Linked DNA regions of Homo sapiens: all the other regions are linked to region 1. The links are chromatin contacts, found by Hi-C or POLR2A ChIA-PET in ENCODE. All regions are on one chromosome and are shown on one strand. Each heading gives the region's core, a stretch centred on a gene start or an enhancer-like site at or near the end of the contact. The rest is flanking DNA. Distances are from core to core; before and after follow the strand shown.

Region 1 (2,700 bases), core at 59-2,558:
ACAGCCAATCAATTAGGTCGAGGGATCTGAGGTTTTCATAATACACTGTGAATTTTTTTAAACCCTGTAAAAGACATTTAGCAAGACTGCTATAGCAGACAAATTTGTTCATTAGTCAAAGTTGCACAGAGGGTTAAACACCAGGAGGCTTTAGGTCACACTACAGTAGCAACCAATTAAAAAAATAATATTAGAAAGACATTCTGATTTGATGAGACTTTCTTTAAATGTACTTTGCTCTCTCTATAAAGGGAAAAAATATATAAAAGGAAACTCTTAAAGAGGTTGGAATGGGTTGCTGGCAGATTACAATTGATTTCATGCCAGTCTGACCTTGCACCACATTCTGTGATCTTTTCAGAAGATGAAACTCAAGATTCTGAACCTGTATTTCAGTTTCCTATGTAAATGAAAAGACACAGTCTCCTCTGTAGGTCCAAACACTAACGTATCAGGTCTTTGCATTCCTTTATTTAGAAAAAGGTACTTTGCAGTTTCTTCATGACTGGGATGTCACCCTTCCAGGGTAGCAGAGAGGAGCAGAGCTGAGTCAGTGGAAAAGGCATCCTCATACCCTGGCAGGAGACATGCCAGCGGGAGACCTATTATCCCTGGAGTCCCCACAACCTTCCCTCTCTTCCTAAGAATTTCTAAATCAGGAAATGCAGGTGTCATATTTTCTTTGATGTGCTCAATGCAACTAGGTCCAGGGGCTTGAGTGCAAATCTGTTTCTGCAACTGCATTTGGGACACAGGCTCTTCTTCATGTTTCTTACTTAGATTTCACCCAATATTCTGAAACACCAAGGAGTATGGGGATTTGATGCTTGTGGATCAAGTGCTAATTGTTTCAAGTCCTACCAGGGAGAACTCAAGGGCAGCATGAGCACAGATGATATCAGAATGTCTGGGTAGCGGGTCTGGGTCAGCCCCTGTGCATTCAAGTGAGGAAGCATTGACTGAAGAGTCTTTGTCAATCATGGAGGATTATTGGAGTTTGGAGTAGAACGACAATGCAAAGATTAACCTGAGATTTGGTGAGTGTTAGAAGCTGTTTGAGCTCAAAGCAAGAATCAACCCCTACAATATGGCTGTCTAAATTGTTGGGGGAGGACAGCTTTGCAACTAAAGGAGGGCAATGTCTAGCAATGCCAGGTGACTGGGATTGGTGAATGAACGGAGTCACACAGAGCTCTCAGAGGAGTTAAAGAGAACATCTTGCAAAATATTTGCTTTCTATTGTCATAATACATTCATGAATAATTTTCACTGCCGTTTATTTTGTTTGTTTGCAAGGTGAAGAACCTCCTGCTGTTACATCTGTTGTTATGACTCATAGTACTGAAACTGGGCTTCCTGAAGAGGGCTGAACGATTGTGAGTGGGATGAGTCAAATCTGGTGGGACTGACGTAAGACCAATACCACAGTAGAATGCAGTCTTCTCTTGCTGCAACTTTCAGGTAGGTTTGTGGGTATTAGAATTACTGTTTACAAAAAAGAATCAAATTTGATCCCATGGTGTGGTGGCAGAAAGCTTTGTTCCCACTGCTTTTTAAATGGGGGTACATACTCACAGAATATTCTTCCATGTCTTGGAAGCAATTCTCATCATTTGTAAGCAAACACTGGGCAAGAAAATCCCTATAGCAAGATTTTCTGTACAAGAATCTTCCCTCTGTAACAAGAGAGGGGTTTTTTTGTTTTGTTTTGTTCTGTTTCTTGAAGTCTTGGTAACTAGAACGGTGCCAGGGACTGGCACACAGTAAGCATTCAAGACATAGTTGCTGGATGAATGAATGAAGGAATAAGTGAATGAGAAAGTGAAGAAACATTGGGGCATGGACTTCTCCTTCCACCTTTACTACTGATTAAAAAATAAATAAAATCAGATCACGAGTTCCCGTTAGTCCTCATCACAGAATATAATTTTGTTTTTCTTTTGGAAGGTCAATCCAGCCGCCCAAATCAGAGGTTCAGCCCAGGTGTTCTGCTTTACATATTTCCACTTCACCATACATTTATTTAGCACTTCCGATGTGTCTCTAAGTGGTGTCTTACAGGAAATCAGAAAGGATGTTGTTTGACCATTCCTTTTAGATTTTTAGATGCCAGCTTCACAACTATTTAACCTTCCACACAATCAAAATTTAACCTTGAGTTAAAAACCATTAAGTGAAGTATGTGCATTAGAAGACTGGTTTCACTATGTAAGTATTCAATGTCCACAGCCACACAGACACATCTTTTACAAATACATTAAGGTCAGTGAGATGAGAGGAGGTGGTTCTTAGTAAAACAGGCCTCTTTCTGCAGGGTATGCATTCAGAAGGCAGGTATAAAGGCAAAGGCTTTTCCCTTAAGGGTTATTCCAGTCTTGCTCACGATGTATTTGCCCAACACTCACTCTTTGTATTTTGAATACTGGTTACTCAGCCTCTTGACACTTTTGGTACTGCAGATTGTATCACTAACAATCTATAGTCCTTATAATATCAGGAACTTGGAACCAACACTACTCTGTGTTAACACAAAGAAATAATAGGTTAAAAAATTAGCTTCAATCGGGGTTCTTCATTCCTTGATTATTTCTCATAAGGAATCATAAATACTAAAATAACCTCCCTGAAACTCAATTCACTGCTTTAAAAAAAAAATAAAAGGGAGAGTGGGAGGAAGAGCGTATTCCGTTTAAAAAAAAA
Region 2 (2,700 bases), core at 92-2,591, 2.8 Mb after region 1:
CCAGGTTATAAATTAGTTACTCTTCAGCAGGGTATATGTTCAACTCCTGAAGTAAGCTTTTGTTGGAGAGAGAATTCCGGAGGTGCCTGGTCCCTATCAGGACGCAGCTCCTGAGGCATCTAAGGAAATATATGACCAGGTAAGAGCATAGCGTGTGCTTAACAAGCACGTAGGTAAATAAACGTGCGTAAGGCATGGGAGTACAGTATGGGACAGGAAAGGGAGTGGAGGTCACAGCACGTCCTGAGGCTGTGTTTTAAGATGAGAGGTAACATACATGCAGTTTGTCTCAAAATTATATCTTGAGGCCCAGAGGAGGAAGAGAAAAAAGGAAAGAAGAGAAACTAAGTTTAAAACACGGTTTAAGGCTGGGCGCGGTGGCTCACCCCTGTAATCCCAGCACTTTGGGAGGCTGAGGCGGGTGGATCACCTGAGGTCAGGAGTTCGAGACCAGCCTGGCCAACATGGTGAAACCCCGTCTCTACTAAAAATACAAAAATTAGCCCAGGCGTGGTGGCACATGCCTGTAATGCCAGCTACTCGGAAGGCTGAGGCAGGAGAATCGCTTGAACCTGGGAGACGAAGGTTGCAGTGATCCGAGATCACGCCACTGCATTCCAGCTTGGGCGACAGAGCGAGACTGTAAAAAAAAAAAATAGATAAAAAAATTTTAAAAATCGCGGTTTGAGGCTCAGCTGCTGAGCTGCTGGTTAAAAGCCTCTTTCTTGGGTCTCTCAGCTTCCTGGGACTTTGGGGGCAGGTCTGCATAAACTGCTTAGTTGTGGACCCCCCTCCAACAATTAGGTAGGGGACTACTCAGTATTCATCCATCGGTGTCCTCAGACCCCCAGACGGGGAGGCCCTGGGGCAACGCCAAGACTCACACCGGCGTCCTGGCGCCTTTGCCCTCAAGGGCCTGCAACTACCTCCTCCCCATTCGGAGCGGCCGCGGCCACATCCTTAACGCCAAGCCGGCACGCCAGGCAAAAGCGGCTCGGACGCCCTCACCCCACCTTCCGCACTCAGGGCCGAGGCTGTGCCTGGCCACCTGCTTCCCAGCACATGCACACACGCGCGCGCGCACACACCCACACACACGTACCCACGGCCGGCCGGGCTACCCGGACCACTTTGATCCGAAGGCACTGGAGGCCCAGAGGGAAGGAAAGGGAGGGGTGGCCGGAGCCCGCTAGCGCCCCAGGACAGCCTCGGGTTGCCCCAGGCGGTAGCCCTGTGGGACAGTGGTTCCCCGTCCGCGGCCTCGGGGGCGGGGCGTCTGTAGGCCTCGCCCCGCTGACGTCAGCCCTGCGGGGCGCTGGCGGAGCGGGCGGCGGAGCTGTCAGTCCCAGCCCAAGGGTAGCTGGAGGCGCGCAGGCCGGCTCCGCTCCGGCCCCGGACGATGCGGCGCGCCCAGGATGCTGCCGTGCCTCGTAGTGCTGCTGGCGGCGCTCCTCAGCCTCCGTCTTGGCTCAGACGCTCATGGTAAGGCTCCGGGACGCGGCCCTTCCCTGCCCTGCCCTCTCCGCGCCCGCTCCATTAAAGTTCTCCATCCAGTGGAGAGCCCTGGCTGGCTGGCCCTCTGGCAGAGCGGTGCCCGGGTGCTCCCTTACTCTGGCAAACCTGGATCTCAGGCTCACCTGTTGTGGAAGTGGAAGAGGCTGAAATTGACAGGAACTGACGGATTGGGAAGGATAGAGAAGTATGCGCAAGGCCAAACCCCCAACCCGCAAACCTCATCATCCACCCACTTCTAGATGAGCCGTAAGTTTAGCTCTAGGTTTTTTGCTGTTTAGGTTCAAATGATGGGACTTCTTGTCCCCTTGGGGAATAATTTTGATCTCCTGACTCTCCCTTCTCTTAGTCGACTCTTCAACTAACCTCTGTCTGTCCTTCTCCCATCTCACCTTCATCCCTCACTGATCACCCCGATCTGATCCCCCTTGCTCCACCTGTAGCCCCCAACTCACTCCCACTGCCCCCTGCCTCTCTCCTCCTAACCCAGCCAGTTCAGGCTTCTAACCCAGTTCAGGCTCCTAACCCAGACAGTTCTCCGGCAAGGTTTCTGCAACTAAGAAAAGTAAACCCCAGAGACAGAATGAAAGAGCCGGGAGTTGGAAGGACCAAGAGCAGAGACAGAGAGCAAGGACCGAAACTGCTTCTTCATGACACCAAAATACAAAGTAAAACATGCAGTCAGCCATTCACGTGATCGAGAGCTGAGTCGGAGATGTGCAGCCCAAATACCACAACGACTCGCTGCATTTTTCACTTTCCGTCTAATGTTTCGAAATCAAGGCACTGACGTGAAGATCAAAGACGGTATAAGAAAGAAAGCAAGAGACAGATGACAGAGTCCTCCCCCCCAAAAAATAAATAAAAAACAGGTGCATGATTAGAGAGATGTAGAGAAGTTAGAACACTAGGGAGCGGGAGCAGAGTCGCTGTCAAATGGAGAGAACTTAGAGGATCAAGGAGGAGAGAAAGGGAACCAACCAGCCGTTGGCCTTGCACATACTTCAGTCTGCTTGATCAACAAGACTCTTAAAGTAGAAATGTTTGTTGCATTCTTACAAAGAAGACAATGCCTTCAGCAGTGTTTCCCATGGTGAATGGTGTGTACTGGGGGTAAAGGGAGAGTAGAGCTAGGAATTGGTATTGAGTATCTCTCCTCGGAGCTACAGGTGCCAGCTCTTGTGGGGA
Region 3 (2,700 bases), core at 145-2,644, 2.8 Mb after region 1:
AAGAACTGAGAATGCAGACGCTTTAAAAAAAAAAAAAAAAAAAGTAGATGAGGTCTTTGCTCTCCTACAGGTAAGAACCAGGAGAAGCCTTGGAAAAATAGTCCAATCTTTTGATTCCAGATGCTGAAATAGATGTCCAAAGAGGTGGAGTAAGTAGCCCATGACCACACAGCACATCAGGGCAGGGTCAGAACCAGACCTTATACTACATTCAGTTCTCATCCTTACGCCCTGATGTCAGCTACATCCGTGAGGGTGCAGACTCTGCTCAGCTCTGGTGCAGCCAGTAGCCAGTTGTGGAACTTGGGTAAAGCATGCTGCTTTTCTGACCCAAGTGCCCCCATATGTAAAACGGGACCAAGAATAATCCCTGTGTCTCAAGCTTGACATAAGGCTCAAAATGCAGTACCATGCAAGAAAAGGCTTTGTGTTCTGTGGACTGTGAACTGTGCAAACAGTCTCTGCTCCTCCTTTTGATCACTAAGCAGTTTTTAAAAAGATAATAATGATCCTCCCATCTGCTCCTACTTTGAGTTTCTCAGACTCCTGAAGCAGAGAGAGGGGCACCAGAGACACTGCCCTCCTGGCTCCTGGCACCTGGCCCCCTCCAATGCCACTGGCATGGGACGAGATCATTAAGACTTCAAGGAGAACTTAGAGGAGAGAAAAGCTCCCTCTTCGCCTCCCAGCCTCATCATGATTTTGATCAATTTTCTAGGACAAAGCAGCCTTCTGTGGCTACATTGGGTGTCTCTTCTCTACTCGGCAAGTAGTCACTGACCTCCTCCAGCACGCTCCAGTTTTAGGAGTTACTAAAGACCTATGGAACATAACTTTGTTGGCAGAGGGTTCAGCCTGGTTGAGGAACAGCACAAATGGAGGAAATGTGGCCACCTGCAATTCAGATCAAAATGGTTGGTGTCAAGTCTCAAGCCCTGAGCGAAGTCACAGCAAAGACGGACTTGGGCCATCTCACAGAGACTAGATATGGCCAGGAGGGGAGGGGCTGCAGGGACAAGAGGCCACCCAGGCTGGAGAATAGCCCCAGAGAAGGCACCAAAGCGTGGCAGGGGAACCCGGACCAGCCAGCCCTTGGACCCCCAGCCCCCGTGACTGCCTCTGGGCTCTTAGGGCCAGTGGAAAGAAGAACCGTAAAAAGGTAGCGGGAAGGTGTTGGGAGAGGCTCTGGCACTGCTATGATCTGGGTCCCAGCCAGTGCCTGGCTCAGCCAAACCTGTGGCTGGGTTTCCAGGCATCTGCTCCCGAATCGTTTCTAAACAAGCTGGAATCTGCCCTTTAGAGCCCTCAACAGAAACACGCAAAGTCCAGGGGTAAGGCCCAGGCCCCAAGGGTGAAGAAAGCTGTGCTCGCCAGTAGCCTGCGGAAGTAAGGAAAAGAGGGGGAGGCTGAGGGGACAGAGGGTGCGTCAGAGGGCCCTAAAAGAGGAAGTCGCCCAGTATCAGTTCTGCTCCCGAGGATGGGAAATACCCTCCGTGCTCCCAGCCCCGGGCAGCTGTCCCCGTCTCCTCACCTGAAGCCACAGACCTGGGGCCAGGGCCACCTGGGTCCTGGGTCCCATCCTCCCTTTCAAGATTCCCCAAGGCTACTGAGTTCTGAGCACTTCCGGGGGCCTAGGGTGGCCGGGCATGGACTGCAGACCCAGGATCCCTGCTAGGCAGGGTGCGGGTACAGAGTTTTATTGGGGCCGGGCCAGGTGCAGCAGCTGACACCTATAATCCCAGCACTTTGGGAGGCCGAGGCGGGTGGCTCACTTGAGGTTAGGAGTTCGGGACCAGCCTGGCCAACATAGTGAAACCCCATCTGTACTAAAAATATAAAAGTTAGTCGGGCATGATGGCGCACACCTGTAACCCCAGCTACTTGGGAGGCTGAGGCAGGAGGATCCTTTGAACCTGGGAGACGGAGGTTGCAGTGAGCCAAGATCCCGCCACTGCACTCCAGCCTGGGCAACAGGGCAAGACTCCATCTCAAAAAAAGAAAGAAAGAAAGTTTTACTGGGGCCCAAACCTCAGGGGTTAGGAAAGAGGCCCCAGTCCTCAGAATTGAAATCCAAGGAAGGAAGCCGAAGACAACTCATCTCCCCTCCCTGCTATTCCAAGAGGCCTTCAAGGAAGGGAGGGGTCTCAGAACCACTAAGGGGCCTTCCTCACTCCCACTTACTCAGGGGCAGAAGACTCAGTTGAAGACCTCCAAATCCAGAGACTTGGTAATTAAGTCAAAGCCTGGCTATGCTGGGAGAATGGCCTCCAGACCCTGGCAGAAAATGGGGTAAGGGCTGGTGAGGCTCCCCACCTTCCTTCCTCTACAATCTGCTAGAACCCAAAACGAGAAATGAGGCTTTGGGAAAGGGAGCACAGGAAGAGAAATCACACAGCTTCCCTCCTCCTCCCACTTGCTCTATTGGGCTCCTGCATCTGTTGCTGGGCTGCTAGCAGAGAGGCTGGCAGCTGGCTGTTCTAACTGCAGGTTTCAGCAGTGACAGGCTCCCTTCTCTTGCCCTACTCCATCCACAGGAGCCCCGAGGACTCTGCCTCTCTGGTTTGAACAAGTCTGCACTAAGCACCTTCTAAGCTGACGTCCTGTGCACACTCTGCCTCCAGTCCAGCAGGGCACAGACCGGAGAAAGGAGTGATGACTCACGAGGGGAACTGCCCTGCTGTCTACCAAACTACAGTGGAT

Evidence for each region. A loop is a pair of places that touch in the nucleus more often than their neighbours do. ChIA-PET counts read pairs that join two places held with the same protein, here RNA polymerase II (POLR2A). Pooled maps may share reads with other maps.
Region 2: a pooled map shows a loop between it and region 1 (16-fold over the local background). The contact joins the promoter of IL10RA here to the enhancer-like site in region 1. A Hi-C loop is called at or near these places in 1 of 37 single-sample maps with no recorded cell type and 2 of 50 pooled maps. POLR2A ChIA-PET finds 5 or more read pairs at or near these places in 1 of 52 experiments (A549).
Region 3: a loop to region 1 is called in a pooled map, with 10 times the contacts of the local background. The contact joins two enhancer-like sites. A Hi-C loop is called at or near these places in 2 of 37 single-sample maps with no recorded cell type and 2 of 50 pooled maps.

What each region holds. Positions count from the first base shown.
Region 1 is chr11:115,221,268-115,223,967 of GRCh38, forward strand. All of the region lies in intron 5 of CADM1 (cell adhesion molecule 1), which reads right to left. Among named protein-coding and RNA genes, the nearest start is that of CADM1-AS1, 170 kb to the right of the region's middle. RefSeq lists an enhancer at 1,273-2,081. Within about 2 kb of position 1,309, at least 6 of the 41 ENCODE cell types and tissues checked have a DNase peak (open chromatin) inside an H3K27ac peak, as active enhancers do.
Region 2 is chr11:117,985,053-117,987,752 of GRCh38, forward strand. IL10RA (interleukin 10 receptor subunit alpha) reads left to right here and starts at 1,342. Exons shown (of 7, transcript NM_001558.4): 1 at 1,342-1,482. The coding sequence starts at 1,416. RefSeq lists enhancers at 770-829, 2,220-2,519 and silencers at 1,020-1,119, 1,140-1,419.
Region 3 is chr11:118,009,702-118,012,401 of GRCh38, forward strand. All of the region lies in intron 4 of SMIM35 (small integral membrane protein 35), which reads right to left. Among named protein-coding and RNA genes, the nearest start is that of IL10RA, 25 kb to the left of the region's middle. RefSeq lists a silencer at 215-264 and enhancers at 789-888, 1,034-1,534. Within about 2 kb of position 1,395, at least 21 of the 41 ENCODE cell types and tissues checked have a DNase peak (open chromatin) inside an H3K27ac peak, as active enhancers do.